Linked DNA regions of Homo sapiens: regions 1 and 2 are each linked to region 3. The links are chromatin loops, found by intact Hi-C in ENCODE. Cell type or tissue: PC-3. All regions are shown on one strand.

Region 1 (5,000 bases), 86 kb before region 3:
TATTGGGAGGGCATCCTGGAATGAACCCCACTGCGCAGGAGAGGCAAGGTGAGGCCTGGGGGCTGGGATGGGAGCCCAGCAGGAAGATGAGAAGGTTCCCATTCCACTCTGTAGTGCTGGTCACTGTCAGATTGGCATCAACCCCCACATCTCCATCTACAAAGTAGGTGGAAGACCCACAACCAACTTGAATTTGAAGTAGAGATATATGCCAGAAAAAAAGAAAAGAATGAAGACCTGGGCAAGTGGGATGTGGCTAAGGCTCAGAAGAAATTTCCTCAGCAAGAGGAAAAAAACACTGACTTCCCCCAAACCAAGCTATGAGTGAAAACTGACACATGCACCGATGACATATACATTTCCCTTAAAGTCTCTTCCTTCTAATTCCCCAAATTTCTCTTTGTGGCTTATATTTTGGGATAGAAATGGAAGCAGAAAGGGCTAATAGGGAATTAAAGGTGGAAAAGGCAAGAGAAATAATAATGTCTGGGTATACAGTTGCTGCCTAGCACCTGCTAGGTGAAGGAATGAGAGAGAAAAGAGGAGGCTGAAAGAGAAAGAGGCTGTGAACTCACTTTATGTTCCTTGAGGGCAGAAACTGTTGTATTCTCCTCTTTTCCCAATTCCAAGTGTTTGCATGGGGCTTTTGCATTTAGAATGCGATTAAATGTTTTTGTTAACTTCGAAGTCAAAGGAGAAACAGAGAGAGAAGGGATGGGTCTAAGGGGGTTGAACTGTTACTCCATCCTAGACCCCATGTGACTGGCTCCCTCCATAAGAGCCCGCTCTGCTCACATTTGTACTTTGGACTTAGATCTAAAACTAAAAGCCTGCCCTTCTTTTTTTTTTTTTTTTTTTTTTGAGACGGAGTCTCGCTCTGTCGCCCAGGCTGGAGTGCAGTGGCACGATCTCGGCTCACTGCAACCTCTGCCTCCGCCTCCAGAGTAGCTGGGACTACAGGCGCCCGCCACCATGCCCGGCTAATTTTTTTTGTATTTTTTAGTAGAGACGGGGTTTCACAGTCTTAGCCAGGATGGTCTTGATCTCCTGACCTCGTGATCCACCCCCCTTGGCCTCCCAAAGGGCTGGGATTACAGGTGTGAGCCACCACGCCCAGCCAAAGCCTGCCCTTCTTCTTATCTATCCATCCTGGTCTCCCCATTTTAGGGGGGCTCTGGTTTGGCTCTTTCTGCCTTGTGGCCATTTGCCTTGGACTCTTAGCTTTGACCTCTAGGACATGAGGTCCTACACCTCATTTTGGCCACTTCCTACCTATCAGGAGGTGACTTGGGCACCATTCTGGACACTAGTCCTTGGCAGGCTCCAGGTTCTCATCTACATGGGTGGAGGTGGGGAGATACTGTGGTCTGTAATGAGCCACTGCCCTCACTCAGTGTGGTGTGGTGAAGAAAATAGGCTTGGACCCATGAGGGCTTGGCTTACAAATGTTCCAACTTGAACCTTGGAAAAAAAATTTTGGTACAGCTGTAACTGTGTCAACGAATGTAGTCCAGTGTCATTTTGGGTCTTGCAGTGTGGCAGGTCACTTGTCCACAGGTACCTGGACCACAGCACTCTCACATCCTGACCAACCACTGCTGGGAAGCTGCCCAGCCCACATGAGCTCCATATTCCAGTCTCAGGAATGGGAAGACAGCACAGTGAGAGATGCCAAGCTCCGGGGCATCCTCTGTGGAATTGACTGCCACTGCAGGCCCAGGCGCCCGTTACTGGGGAAACCAGTGTTCCCTGATGCCACCCCCACTGAGCATCCAGAGACCCTGATGCTATCTATTGCCTACTGCCCAGCTGCTGCTAACTCCGCCAGGACTTGCTCTTTCCCAGTGGAAAATTCAGCAGACAACATTTCTAGAAATGCTCACACAGCCCCCTTGCTACACAGCCCCTTCTACTTTAGAAAGGACCCACTCCTACCCCAGGAAGACTCCAGTGTAGTGACCACAACTCTATTCTGTTTCTCCAGGAAACTGTTCTTAGAAGAGGCCTGAAGAGAAACATGACTGACTAGGTAAGATTAGAGGCTATACCAGATGTTTGGGTCACTCTCTGGAGGTTCCTGGGGCAGCAAGTAGAAGCTCAGCCAGTACTACGCAAGGGGGCTTTTTCCAAGCCCTTTCAGGGGCCATGTCCTGGACAGAAACCTACCCTGAGGAGCCAGAGCACTGCGGGCAGGAGAGGAGGACCTGCCTGGAGAAGTCACATCCAGACATACAGCCCGGCAGCTCCTATGGAAAAGCAGGACTTGAGCAACAGGGGGCAGCAAAGCACAACCGCCTTCTTCAGCTGAGCCCTAGGGCAGCCTTGGGAGGCAGGCAGTGAGGGGCAGGAGAGTTGGCCCCCCTCTCAGGGGACAGCTGCTTGGCTGGCCAGAGGTAATGGCCAAGTTTGAATCTGAAGTAGAGATATATGCCAGAAAAAAAAAAGAAAAGAATGATGCCCTGGGCAAGTGGGATGTGGCTAAGGCTCAGAAGAAATTTCCTCAGCAAGAGTAAAGGGTACACTGACTTCCCCCAACCCAAGTTATGACTGAAAACTGACACATACACCAATGACATATACATTTTCCCTTAAGTCTCTTCCTTCTAATTCCCCAAATTTCTCTTTGTGGCTCATATTTTGGGATAGAAATGGAAGCAGAAAGGGAAGGGCTAAGAAGGAATTAGAGGTAGAAAAGGCAAGAAAAATAATAATGAGAATAAACCAAATAAAGAGAAATAAACCAAGCTTGCCCCTTGTTGGTTCCCTCTCTGAATTCTGAAAAATCCTTGTCACAGTCCACAGGGACCTCTGGAATGAGAAGAACTGAGACAGAGAGGCTGGAGTAAAGGAGCAGCAGACCTCCAGACACATGATGATAGTTACCCTTGCTGATTTCACCCCTTTCTCCGGTCTTACTTCATCCTTGTAGATGGAGCCCCTAAGATACAACACTTCATCTTCTTGTTGGGAAAAAGCTGAGTGTTGGGAAAAAAAGCTGAGGCAGGGCTTGCATGTCTGACATAATGTCCAGGGCTCAGTGCATAAAACCCCTCGTGGCCTCTGGAATGAGTCTAGACTTGCTGGCTCCTTGCTTCTAGCTTAAACTGGAAGAACATGCTCCCTATTATCTCAAGTAGCAGAATATGTTCCATATGCTTCAAAGGAAATGCTAAACTATCACAGCTGTAGATCATGTGCTTGCCCTTTTGACCCACACATTCTCACCACCTGTTTCTTTGTTTGACCACCAATAAATAGTCTGGGCTTCCAGAGCTCAGGGCCTTCACAGCCTCCATACTTGCGTTGGCCACCTGGACCCACTTTCTCTCTCAAACTGTCTTTTCTCTTTCCTTTGACTCTGCCAGACTTCGTTGCCCCAAGGCCTGGTGTTGGATCTGATCACCCCAACATTCCTGGCTGCCCAACGTGGGGCGACAAAGGCCCTGGTGAAGGAACACTAGAGCATGTGAAAGCAGGGGATGCATTGTCAAAGGACACCCAAGGATGACTAAAGGAAGCTTGGTGGGAAAGCTGAGGGCTCGGAAGAACCAGGGTAACAACAGGACAAAGTGAAAGCAAATATTCTGCTTATTTAAGTTTCTTAAGGCATTTATTATGAAGAGTGGGGGTGAAAGTTAGTACTCAGAATTTGTTATCACTCTTTAGTACGGTAAAGGAGTTTTGCCCATGGTTCCTGGAACAAGGGACTATGGAGTTGGATGAATGGGAGATAATTGGCAGAGATTTTAAAAAGGCGTATAAAGATGGAGCAAAAATTCCAGTTTTTTTTGGTCAATGTGAGTGATAATAAAGGCAGCTTTTGAGCCATTTCAAACAGATGATGAGGTAGATTCAGATGAGGAAGAGGAGGACGAGTGTAAAGAACTAATTTCAGATTCTGAATGTGAGGAACAGAAACCGGAGGAAATTAAAGAAAGGGAAACTGAAAGAAGTATGTTTTACTAGCCCGTTGGCTCCACCTGCTGAATTAAGTGAATGGCCACCTCTTCTCTCTCCCATTAATGGGCGAGAAAATGAATTAGCTGAAAAACACCACTCCTGTAGTTGCAACATTAAAACCTGGAGCAATTGGTGGTGCTATACAAAATTCTATTCAAAAAGCTAGAGCCGAGGGAGACCTTGAAGTATGGCAATTTCCCATTACTATAATCCAGCAAGGAGGGAAGGAATTCAAGCAAGCCATTACTCTGAATACGTTAAGGCTTGCGATGGCATTGGAGGTAACTTACATAAGGCTACTCTTTCAGCTCAGGCTATGGCTGGATTAAGAGTAGGAAAGAATATGCCCCATTTCTCAGGCTCTTGTTCCAATTGTCGGCAATTTGGACACAAAAAAGGAATGTAGAAAAGGAAATCAAAAGGCAAGAACTACTACCGTCAATCAACAGAAAAGCCCTGGTGTATGCCCCCATTGTAAAAAAGGCAATCACTGGGCAAATCAGTGTCGTTCTAAAGATGGACAACCTCTTTCAGGAAATGGGAAGAGTGGCCCACCTCAGGCCCCTCAACAAACCGAGGCATACCCGGCACAGCCAGTGCCCTCACAAGCGTACAACAATTGTCCCCTGCCACAGCAGGCAGTGTTGCCATAGACCTTTGCAGCACAATTACCATCTCCCTGTTTCCTGGGGAGCTGCCAAAAAAGGTCCCTACGGGAGTTAGAGGACGCTTACCCTCAGGAACAGTTGGTCTATTACTTGGAAGGTCTAGTCTAAATTTGAAAGGTGTTGCTGTGCATACAGGAATAATTGACTCTGATTATACCAGAGAAATTCAATTAGTTATTAGTTCCTCAACTCTGTGGTCTGCCTCCCCAGGAGAAAGAATTGCTCAGTTGCTGCTGCTACCCTAAACAAAACTAGGAAGCAGCACAGTGAAAGAACAGGCGACTTTGGTAGTACTAATCCTGCAGGAAAGGCTGTATATTGGGTTAATCAAGTGTCTGACAAAAGACCTATTTGCATAGTGACTATTTAGGG
Region 2 (5,000 bases), 55 kb before region 3:
GGCACCCACTACGTCTTTGTTGAATGAGCATTGTTTTAAGTGTCTACCCAAATAAGGTAGAAAACTTGGAGCCATAGACTCCTGGGACCTGCCACCACCAGGCCAGGGAATATAGGATTCCCAAATACAGGTTCTATTTTGGGATTCTGTCCGTGAAAGTCCTGGGGAAGCACTAACCAAAAAAGATGAATTCCAACTGTGTTGCTCAACTTCTAGTTCCAACCAAATGGAAGGCATGCATTGCACACTATCTCCCTCACTGATTACAACCAAACACTCTTAACAAAATACAAAAAAAACAATTAACTGAGGTCTCTGAAAAGTCCTCTAAAAGCAGCTAGATTGCGAAAAGAAGTCAAAATTTGCTGAATGACCAATATGGTGATGGTGAATTTCCTGGAATTTGTTTTCTCCTGGCTTTGGCCCAAGGGTGAGCTGAATCATGAGACCTCCCAGCAGTCATAGACAGCAACAACCCCAAGAAATGGCCCATCTTTCTGGATAGATAATCTGGAAAAGGGGCCTCTGCAAGACAAAAAGTGTGGGGAAAATCTTTGTCTTTTTTTCTCTCTCAGCTTGGACACACAGTCAGATGCAGCCCCCAAACTGTATCGCCATCACCTTGGCAGCAGCTTGAGCACTAAAATCTCAAGAGAAAACCTGTCCCTTTGGGTACAGAAATTCAGAAAAGGGGTCCCTGTTATGTCAAAAGTATCAGGGGAGTCCTCACTTTTTTCCCCTTGCACTTTGCTCTAAGGTCTGGCCAAGTGGCATGAAACTTTGTGACATCATCAGCGGCTCCAGCTCTGAGAGAAATCCATCCTTCTAGCCAGAGGACCAGGAAAAGGAGCTGGTCCTTTTCCGGCAAGACGGAACTCTTGCAGAGGAAAGAGGGGGAGAAAGGGATTCCATGTAGGAGCCAGCACAAGTCCTGACCTCACCTCCAAGATGTGCATGTGTGGAACACAAACAGCATTAACAAAGGCTTTGAAAACTGAGCTGACGTTGAGACCACTGCCTACACAAGATGAGACAGAGCTTGCTGTTGAACTTAACGGGGTTGATTACCTGCTAAAACAAAACAAAACTCAACATGCTTTATGATTTTAACAGGACCCAGAGTCTCATAGTATACTATATGAAATGTCCAGGAAACAATTTAAAACTACCCAAAGTGATAAGGACCAGGAAAACATGACCAGTTCTCAAGGGAAAAGATAAGACAATGTTGGAACTGGAAAAAAAAAACTCCGAAGCATCTATTATAATCATCCTGCGTGACATAAAGGTGAATGCTCTTACAATGAATGGAAAAATAGAAATTCTCAGTCAAGCAATAGAAATTATATAAAAGAAGAACCAAATGGCAATATATTAGAACTGAGAAACACAATATCTGAAATAAATTCACTGGATGGGCCCAATAGCAGAATGCAAATGACAGAGGTAATGTCAGTAGACTAGAAGGTAGATCATCAGAAATTATCCAATGTGAAAGATAGAAAAGTGTTTGAAAAATAATGAATAAAGCCTCGAGGATCTGTGGGACAATACCAAATGGTCTAATGTTCATGTCATTGGAATCCTTAAAGGCAAGGAGAAAGAGATTGTTATAGAACAAAATATTTGAAAAAACAATGGCTGAAAACTTCCCAGATTTGATGACTGACATAAATTTAAGATTCAAGTAGCTCGTTAAACCTCTAACAGGATAAATGTAAACAAAACTGAATGTCCCACAACTCCCTACCTTCCTACCCGCCAATGCCCTCCTCCTCACTTATCTGGACTCTGAAAGCATCTGAGCTTTTGACCCTGGGGTAAGGGAAGTAGCACATGAATAGGAGTCAGACCTCTGGGGATTTTAACCCTGGCTCACTGACATGTGTGAGGGCTGGAGAAAACCAGTCTTTCTGCCTGGGCCTCAGTTCCTCACCTGAAAAAAATCTCAGGGTTGAACTAGACAGTCTTCTAAGCCCCTTCAGCTCTAAAATACCACCCTTTATGAACTCTTATGTGAAATTTTTCTGTTCAAAAATAATATTATATATCAAACCCTAATGCTATGAAACAAAAAACTGCTTTTCTGCCAAGAGTCTTTTCAATCCTTATAATGGTGCAAGTGACTGAAATGAAGATGGTCACAGAACAGAACCAAAAATGGAGTTCATAGCAACCAGAATGGAAGTCAGCTTTCCCAGCAGCTTCCGGCAGAGCCCTGCAAGCACCATGGGAAGCCTGGAATTCATTGGAAAGGACAGGAAGCTCTGTAGAAAACTTTTCATTTTCAATAAATGCATTTCCAATTTCATCATGTTTTCCAGATGCTAAGGCACAGAATATAATGCCCCATTGCCTTGGACTCTGAGTTTGGCGTCCAGTCTGTCAGACTATGTTAACTCACCCATATATGTAAACACATTAACAAGCACCGTTTGCATAGCATTTTACAGTTTACAGAGCAGCTCCAGATGCATTACATCATTTCATCCTCCCAACCTCTGAGGTTGCAATCATCTGTTTCCTCAGAAAAAACAGTCTGAGAGAAGTGGAGGTTTTCCTCCAGACCATCCAGCCCTAGCTTCTCTGGCTTCCAAATTTGTCCTCTTTCCCATCACCAAGAACCAAAGTCCTGGGTAATGCCGGAGCCACGCTGTGAGCACCAGCCTTTGGGCCAGGGGCCGATTATCCCACATTTGCAGAACAGGCTGGAGAAGATTCAGATCTTCTCAGCTCATTTCTCCAGATAGAAACATGTTGCTGAGAGCTGGCTCCAAACCCTTCTCTCCCGCTTCCATTCCCTCCTTTGCCCTGAGGCAGATGGCTTGGCTTGGAGAGGCTCTCTGGTGTTAGACGCAGCAAGTTTTTCTTTCCCACACCCCATATATGATGGCTCTTTTGAAAATATCTTTCCTCCCCTCCCTCCAGCTGCTTGTGAGGGTGCAGGGCTTTAACTCAAGCAGACTTGGGGATGGATGGGACTCCTTCAGGTTTCACTGTTGACTGGCCTTGAAGAGCTTTGTGGCTTGGCCCCCACTTGCTCTCCTCTCTGCCAAGGCGTTGTGGTTCCCTCCCACTCTTGCACCTTCATGTGGCCCCCACTCTGCCCTGGTGTGCTGGAGGTCATCTTCCCTCCCTTCATGAGCCATTTTCAGCTCATTTTTTGGGCATATTGTCTCTTCATTTGCAAGAAAAAATACAAAGTAGTCTCTGTGAGTGTGATGATTCTGAGTCATTGCATACTGTCATCATTCTAGAACAAAAAGATGTCAAAAGGTGAGTGGATTGATTTCATCTGCAAGGGAATAGGCCTTCTCTTCTTTGTTTTATTCTCTTCTTTGTTTTACCCTTGATGACTCATTCAACCTGAATCAAAGCTGAGTAGTCTTGGCCTTCAAATAGGAGGCTGGGGTGGTGGGGAGCAGAGCAGAGGCACCACCTAAACTGGGGCCATAGGCCTGAACCTTAGGAGCCATGTTCTTATGGCATGGAGCCTGCAGAAGGGGCTGAGAAAATAGAGAGGTAGCATGCAGAGCCCTTGCTCACGTTTGGACCTCGGTTTTCCCATCTATAAAAAACTTAAGGCCAGGCACAGTGGCTCATGCCTGTAATCCCAGCACTTTGGGAGGCTGAGGTGGGGGGATCACTTGAGGTCAGGAGTTCAAGACCAGCCTGGCCAACATGGTGAAATCCCATCTCTACTAAAAATACAAAAATTAGCTGGGCATGGTGGCGGGCATCTATAATCCCAGCTACTCAGGAGGCTGAGGCAGGAGAATCACTTGAACCTGGGAGGCGGAGGTTGCAGTGAGCTGAGATCATACCACTGCAGTCCAGCCTGGGCGACAGAGTGAGACTCTATCTCAAAACAAACAAAAAACCTCAAAAGGATCACACAAGAGCAGGTTGGGAAAGGGCTGGGGTGCGTGGTCTCAGTGTAAATATTTCCCTGACTGACTGTGCTTTCCTACCTTGGAATTGGAACCTTGATTCAAGAAAGGTTCAACGCTCACCTGGCTTAGGAACCTGGAGAGATGGAGAGAACAGGCTTTGCTGTCAGACAGACTTAGGTTTGGATACTCCCTCTCCTCCTTCCTCGCTGTGTGACCCTAGAATAATTACCCAACGTCTCTGAGTCTCGGTTTTGAGAGGGTGAGTAATTATTCTAGGGTCACACAGCCAGGAGGGAGCAGAGGGAATATCCAAACCTAAGTCTTCCACGGCCTTGGATTCATGTAGTCTCCCTGATGGGTTTGCTGGCCTCACTCACCAGTGCGGCCTATGAGGCAGGACTCTGCAGGAGCCTAGAAGTAGTGAAGCAACACCCTGGGACAGCAGCTTTCAACATGGGGACTAGACCACAGCAGGAGGCCTATGAGAATAAAAGTATTGATTTTGGGAAAGAGGGACTTTTTGCCTTTATCATGGTGGAAGCCAGTATCTGTGGAGTCTCAGGCATGTTGGGCTTTTAGTGGTCCACAGACCCCCTGAGGTTCCTACATAGGTGGCCCGGGGGTCCATGAAAAGCTCTGTGCCATTCTGGGAGAGTGATGAGATTCATCTCTGTAGTCCCTCCTTTCAATAAGAGTTTTAGTAACACCCCCTGGAGAATCAGTTCTTTGGGACTCTCCCAAGAAAACCATGACCAAATCATGCTAAACAAATCACACACTGTTCTGCCTTAGAACTCTAACTTGCATCATTGTTTAGCCTGGAATGTCCTCTCTACCCACCAAAATCCTACCCATGTCGGAGACCCAGCTCCAATTCTAACTCTTCTAGAAAGTCCTTCAAAATCTCTCTAGCCCATTGCAATTTTTCCTTGCTCAAAACACATGGTCATGCCACCATTTTCTTCCTGGAGAATGGCTATTGCTTTTGTTTGTCAGCCTCTGTCTTTGTTTCTTCATAAGTGTTGGTTTCCTCCATTTTCCTCATTTCCTACTTCCGACCCAGTCTCCAAACCTGTTGGTTGTACCTCTTAAAGATGTCTCAAATTC
Region 3 (5,000 bases):
TTGGACCACTGACACCAAGAAGGGGCTGCAGGTGTTTGATTATGGTGACAGTAATTTTTAAAAAATATGTTCATTTGTTATTTAAATTTTTTTCATTGTATGAGATTTTTTCATTAATTTTCTTTATTTTTAATTGGAGCTTTTAATCTTTTCTTTACTAATTTGCAAGTGCTCTTTATATAGGAAAGTTATTAATTTTTTGTGTATAATACACGTTTCCATATTTTTCCTGTAATAACAATTATAATGTTTATTGAGAATGTACAACATGCCAGGTGTTATGGTAACAGCATTAGGTATGTGTTTCAAAAAGGTCTTTATCTTATCCTGATAATAACTCTGTGAGGCAGTCATTATTATTATTATCATCATTATCATTATTCCCATTTTACAGACAGGTCATCGAGGTTTGGAGAGGTTGAACATCCTGTGCAAGGTCACACAGCCAGTGAGTGGACGAGCTAGAATTCAGAGTATGTCTGACTCCCAAGTCCACGATATTTACACTACACCTTTGGCCTCAGGTGTTGTCTACATTTTGTTTATGGGCATTTTGGGAACGGATTGGACGTTTTTCATTTTCATGCAGTCAAATCCGTAAAATCTTTCATTCTTGGGTTCTTCTTCTGCTTTTATGTATAGAATGTTCTTTCCTACCTCAAGATCTCAAGATCAGGTAAATATTCACCTGCATTTTCTCATAAATACGTACAATTTCAGTTGAAAGCTATCCTGTTACATTTGTATGTGTTTAAAACAGAGATAAAAAGAGCCTGTCCCCTTTAAGAAACAATTGTCCAGAATAAGTTGCAGGACTCACAAATAGGCAATTCGCTACCAAACAACTTCTTAAAAATAAAGTAAGGGCAAGGATGTGAGATTAGTAAATGGATTTACAGATGCTTCTTTTTTTATGACTGGGGAAGAACTGTCTCAGGGTCAGCTGCAGTAGTTAAGGAGATAGAACGTCAAGTTGTCACTGTGTGTGTGTCTGTTTCTGACCGGGGAGAAGAACAATCCAAACACAGCCATATTGGGAGAACACGGTCGGAGGCCACCTTTGGGAGTGGCTCAGGATTTCTGGTTCTGGAACTGGGTCAGCCAGTTCATGCAAGAAGGAGGCCTTGCTGCTGGCAGCTACCATCTAACCAGGCAACTGAGGGAAAAGCACAAGGACTTGTCATTACTGAGTGGCGGTTGCTTGAACTGAAGACTGGGCAAGGCTGAAAACCTGGGGCTTGATAGAGCCTGTAGGGCTCCAGGTGGGAAAAGGGAAAGGTTTAGGAAGGTGGTTATAATGACCAATGACAACTTACAATTAGTGCATTAAGGCACTTATCCGTTTACACCTGGTTGTTTCTATAAGTCTTAGTAAGATTTATTCAGATTACATTTTGAATTCAGTTGTCAAACTGAGCTGGTGATTAGACTTTCATGAATATCTTTATTAAAATAGCATGAATTCAAATAAGCGAGGTGGCTCACACCTGTAATCCCAGGACTGTGGGAGGCTGACGCAGGATTATTTGAGCCCAGGTGTTTGAGATCAGTCTGGGCATCATAGGCAGACCCCCATCTCTACATTAAATTTAAAAACTAGCCAGGCATGGTGGCACGTGACTGTGGTCCCAGCCACTCAGGAGAATTGCTTTAGCCTGGGAGGTCGGGGCTGCCACTGCACTCCAGCCTGGACAACAGAGTAAGACCCTGTCTGAAAAAAAAAAAGTATGAATTGAGGATTTTTCAGAAAGCAGAATTAATTGATTGACATTTAAATCATGACCAAATGTGTTTCGATAACAGTACAAACATGCAAAGAGTGTTTTTATAAGGACTTCTTAATTTAATCCTCATAGCCACTCCTTGGGTAAATACTGTCACCTTTCCTATTGCATTTCCTATTTCATCAGAGAGGCTGGGAACCTGTCCAGGATCTTGCTGTGGTTAGTAAGAAGAACCTCCTAGGCCATCTGCGGCCTCTGCTGGCTTATCCAGCCTTCCCCTTGACCTGGGGTTGGATCCTGAAGAAGAACACCTGGTGGGGGAAATCCTCCTTCGGGGACTTCAGGCATGCATTTTCAGATGTTCCCAATGCTAATCATTGTCACATGGAGTTTTTCTCCAAAGCCCTGATTTCAACTGAAAGTCATTTTGCCAGAGACATTGGCGTGCAGGCGTTTGCTGGAACTGCCCCTTCCAAATGAGATTGCTGAGGAATCCTGAGCAGAGCCCCAGCTCCTGTGACTGCCGTAGCCCTTGCGTGCAAGAGGGCTGGCCAGGGCTTGTGGGTGGACTTCAAACCAACACTTGGTAATTATTTGTTTAAGATTTTATTAGAGAATCAGGGCAATGATGGAGGCGGAGCGGGAAGGAGCACTGCTAGAGGTTCCACCCAGTCTCCACCAATTCAGTGCAGCTTTGCAGACTCGATTCAGCAAAACAAATGACTCGAGAATAAGCCCTACCCCTTGAAAGGCAGGCTGGCGTCCATCCCCATCCTAATCCACTTAGCAAAGCAGGAAGATCTAGTGAATACTATGGTTTCCCCATTGCATTGCATTTTCAGTGATGTCTTAGCCTCCTTTACATATCAGCACCCCAGTGTCAGCCTGGCTGACCCAGCCCAGAGCAGCCCTGGGTGCAGCCACGCAAGTGCCCTGACTCAAGATAGTGTGAAAGGCTTGTGTATTATTGCCCTACAGACCAGGCCACATCAATGGTCTCTGGTTTTGCTGTGATGTTGATAGAGACAGGAAGGGGATAGCCATGTCTCAGGAACCCTAACTAGATAATCCTAGCATCTCCAAGGTCCTGTTTTCTAGGGATTATTGGAGTAGCTGCAAAAATAAAATTATCCTAAACAAGCAGGCACAAAGAGAAGCAGGTATCCCCATGAGAGATTTTCAGTTTCTGTAAACAAAGTGACTGCCTGTCTGAAAGGAATAATATCATTGCTTGGGGAGCACATTCCCTTCCCATTTGAGCAAGTAATCAATGCTGAAGTCTTTTTTGAGTACCTACTATGTGCTTGATGCCATTCTGGTGCTGAGAAAGGGAATGGATAAGTGAATGTGGCAAACAGAAAAAGGACAAAATAGCCTCTACTATTCAGAGTCTAGTTGAGAAGTCAGCGTAACAGCGAAAAAGTGAGCCAGTGACTGGCCACGCTGCTGGGCACAGAAACGGGCAGTCAGTAGGGACTGGGCTTTTTGGAAGGCTGAGAAAGATTCTGCTGGACTCTGCAGATCCCTGGCAGGATGAACTGATAGAACACTTGCCCCCCAGGCCGCTGATGTGGGATGGCAGAAGATGGCTGGACAGGCTCACTTGAGCTGTTAAATGCCTGCGGCCCAACACGAGCTGGGGCCTAGGAGTCACACCCCAGAATTTCACTGTCGTGTTTCCAAGCAGCTGCATACAAGATATAAAAATTAGGTCAAGTTAGGATTTTAAGAGTTTATTGTGCATACAAAGAAATGTTCATGAACTAAGAGACCTCAAACTGGAAAGTGGCAGAAAGTCTCAAATTTACAGCAGTTACAGCTCAGTTTCAAGAGCATAAAGGAGGAAGCGTTTTGGCCTGTTTCAGGATTGGATGTCATATATTCTTTCTTAAGGCATATGACTATGTAAGCTGATTTGCCTATATCCGTTGGTTTAATTTCATTGAATCATGCTGATAAGATGAAAAGCTTACTGAGTGTTCTGTTTATGTTGAAGGTTTATGTTTTGGGGGGCAGGGAATCAGTAAGAGCTAAGTTTTGGTTATGTGGCTATGAGTAATTGGCCTTGGGTACTAAACTGTGGCCTCCAGTTTTATTTATTTACATTTAACAAAGGCAAGACCCACATTCCCGTTGGTGTTTGCAGAGTGCCCTCACCAAGTCTTGGCCCCTGTGTGAATTCCTGCCTTTCCCAGAAATGAGTCCAGGGTGTCTGACCTCAGCTTCAGATCCCATGAAGGATTCTTCTAACATCTGCGATCTAACCCTCCAGTGACAAGCAGGTGGACCACCACATTCATAGCCCCATCTCCCCAGTCCAAGCAATCTCAGCCAATGGTAAGGTGAATTATCATCTCCTGGAGCTTTTTCTAACAGGATCATTTGCATGCATATAATAACAGCAGTTTGCATAATTAAGGAGAGTCATACAAAGTATTCAGTTTTCTAAGAGATATGGAATTTAAGTTACAAAATAGATCAGACCTGGAAGATGACTTAGCATTTAAACAGTGTTCCAGCCAGCAAACTGTAACCTGTGCTTGGAGAACTTCAGAGAAACCATGACAGGCCTCATTGTTTTAGTAACACACAAACCAGAGTAGCTGATGATAATGAGCAGGTTTGCTCTCTTACTTTTGTGTGAATTCATTCTGAGAGTAAAAGGTGAGAGAAAGGGAGTTCAAGAGAGCAGCCAGCCAAACACTGTGAGGTTTCGAGTTCCAATGAGCAGTAGCAGCTTACCACATTTAGCTCTATTCATTCTGATGAGAAAGACATGCTTTTGATTTAAGCCTTTTACCTACACACAGAAATTGGCACATTTTAAATTACACATCTATTAGTAAAAATTTAATATCCTGTTTATATGAAAAGTACACTAAAGCAAAAATCTGTGTTTCAAGTTGAATTCAGACAATTCCTTTTGCAAAGCCTGAGCAGTACAAAAAAGTAGCAGTAGCTCACGTCTATAATCCCAGCATTTTGGGAGGCCGACACAGGAGGATTACTTGAACCAAGGAGTTCAAGACCAGCCTAGATAACATAGAAAGATTCTATCACTACAAAAAGTAAATAAATTAGCCGGGCATGGTGCCGCATGTCTGTAGTCCCAGCTACTTGGGAGGCTGAGGCAGGAGGATCTCCTGAGCCTGGGAGGTTAAAGCTGTAGTGAGCCATGTTCATGTCACTGCACTCCAGCCTCAGTGACAGAGCAAGCCACTGTCTCCAAAAAAGAATAAAAAAGAAAGTAGATGAAGGGGAAATAGTCTCAGCTCT

The links. Hi-C counts contacts between places; a loop is a spot of excess contacts. Peaks named below come from ENCODE experiments on the same cell type or tissue, not always from the same donor. Only the 100,000 strongest peaks of a DNase experiment are listed, where the experiment ranks them.
Region 1: a loop joins it to region 3, with 5 times the contacts of the local background. A loop is called at or near these places in 8 of 110 quality-filtered maps.
Region 2: it touches region 3 in a loop (3-fold over the local background); 8 of 110 quality-filtered maps call a loop at or near these places.

The regions. Positions count from the first base shown.
Region 1 is chr15:51,279,279-51,284,278 of GRCh38, forward strand. The region is part of intron 1 of CYP19A1 (cytochrome P450 family 19 subfamily A member 1); the gene reads right to left. All of the region lies in intron 2 of MIR4713HG (MIR4713 host gene), which reads left to right. Among named protein-coding and RNA genes, the nearest start is that of MIR7973-1, 32 kb to the right of the region's middle. RefSeq lists a promoter at 2,904-3,283. In PC-3, a CTCF peak has its summit at 2,283 (motif pointing right); no DNase peak of the experiment used is centred here; H3K27me3 peaks cover 732 bases.
Region 2 is chr15:51,309,932-51,314,931 of GRCh38, forward strand. All of the region lies in intron 1 of CYP19A1 (cytochrome P450 family 19 subfamily A member 1), which reads right to left. It overlaps MIR7973-2 (microRNA 7973-2), which reads right to left and starts at 4,176; the gene lies at 4,101-4,176. MIR7973-1 (microRNA 7973-1) reads left to right here and starts at 4,103; the gene lies at 4,103-4,178. In PC-3, no CTCF peak of the experiment used is centred here; no DNase peak of the experiment used is centred here; H3K27ac peaks cover 764 bases.
Region 3 is chr15:51,365,166-51,370,165 of GRCh38, forward strand. All of the region lies in intron 1 of GLDN (gliomedin), which reads left to right. Among named protein-coding and RNA genes, the nearest start is that of GLDN, 26 kb to the left of the region's middle. In PC-3, a CTCF peak has its summit at 1,995 (motif pointing left); DNase peaks (open chromatin) are centred at 1,926 and 3,766; H3K4me3 peaks cover 753 bases; H3K27ac peaks cover 4,226 bases.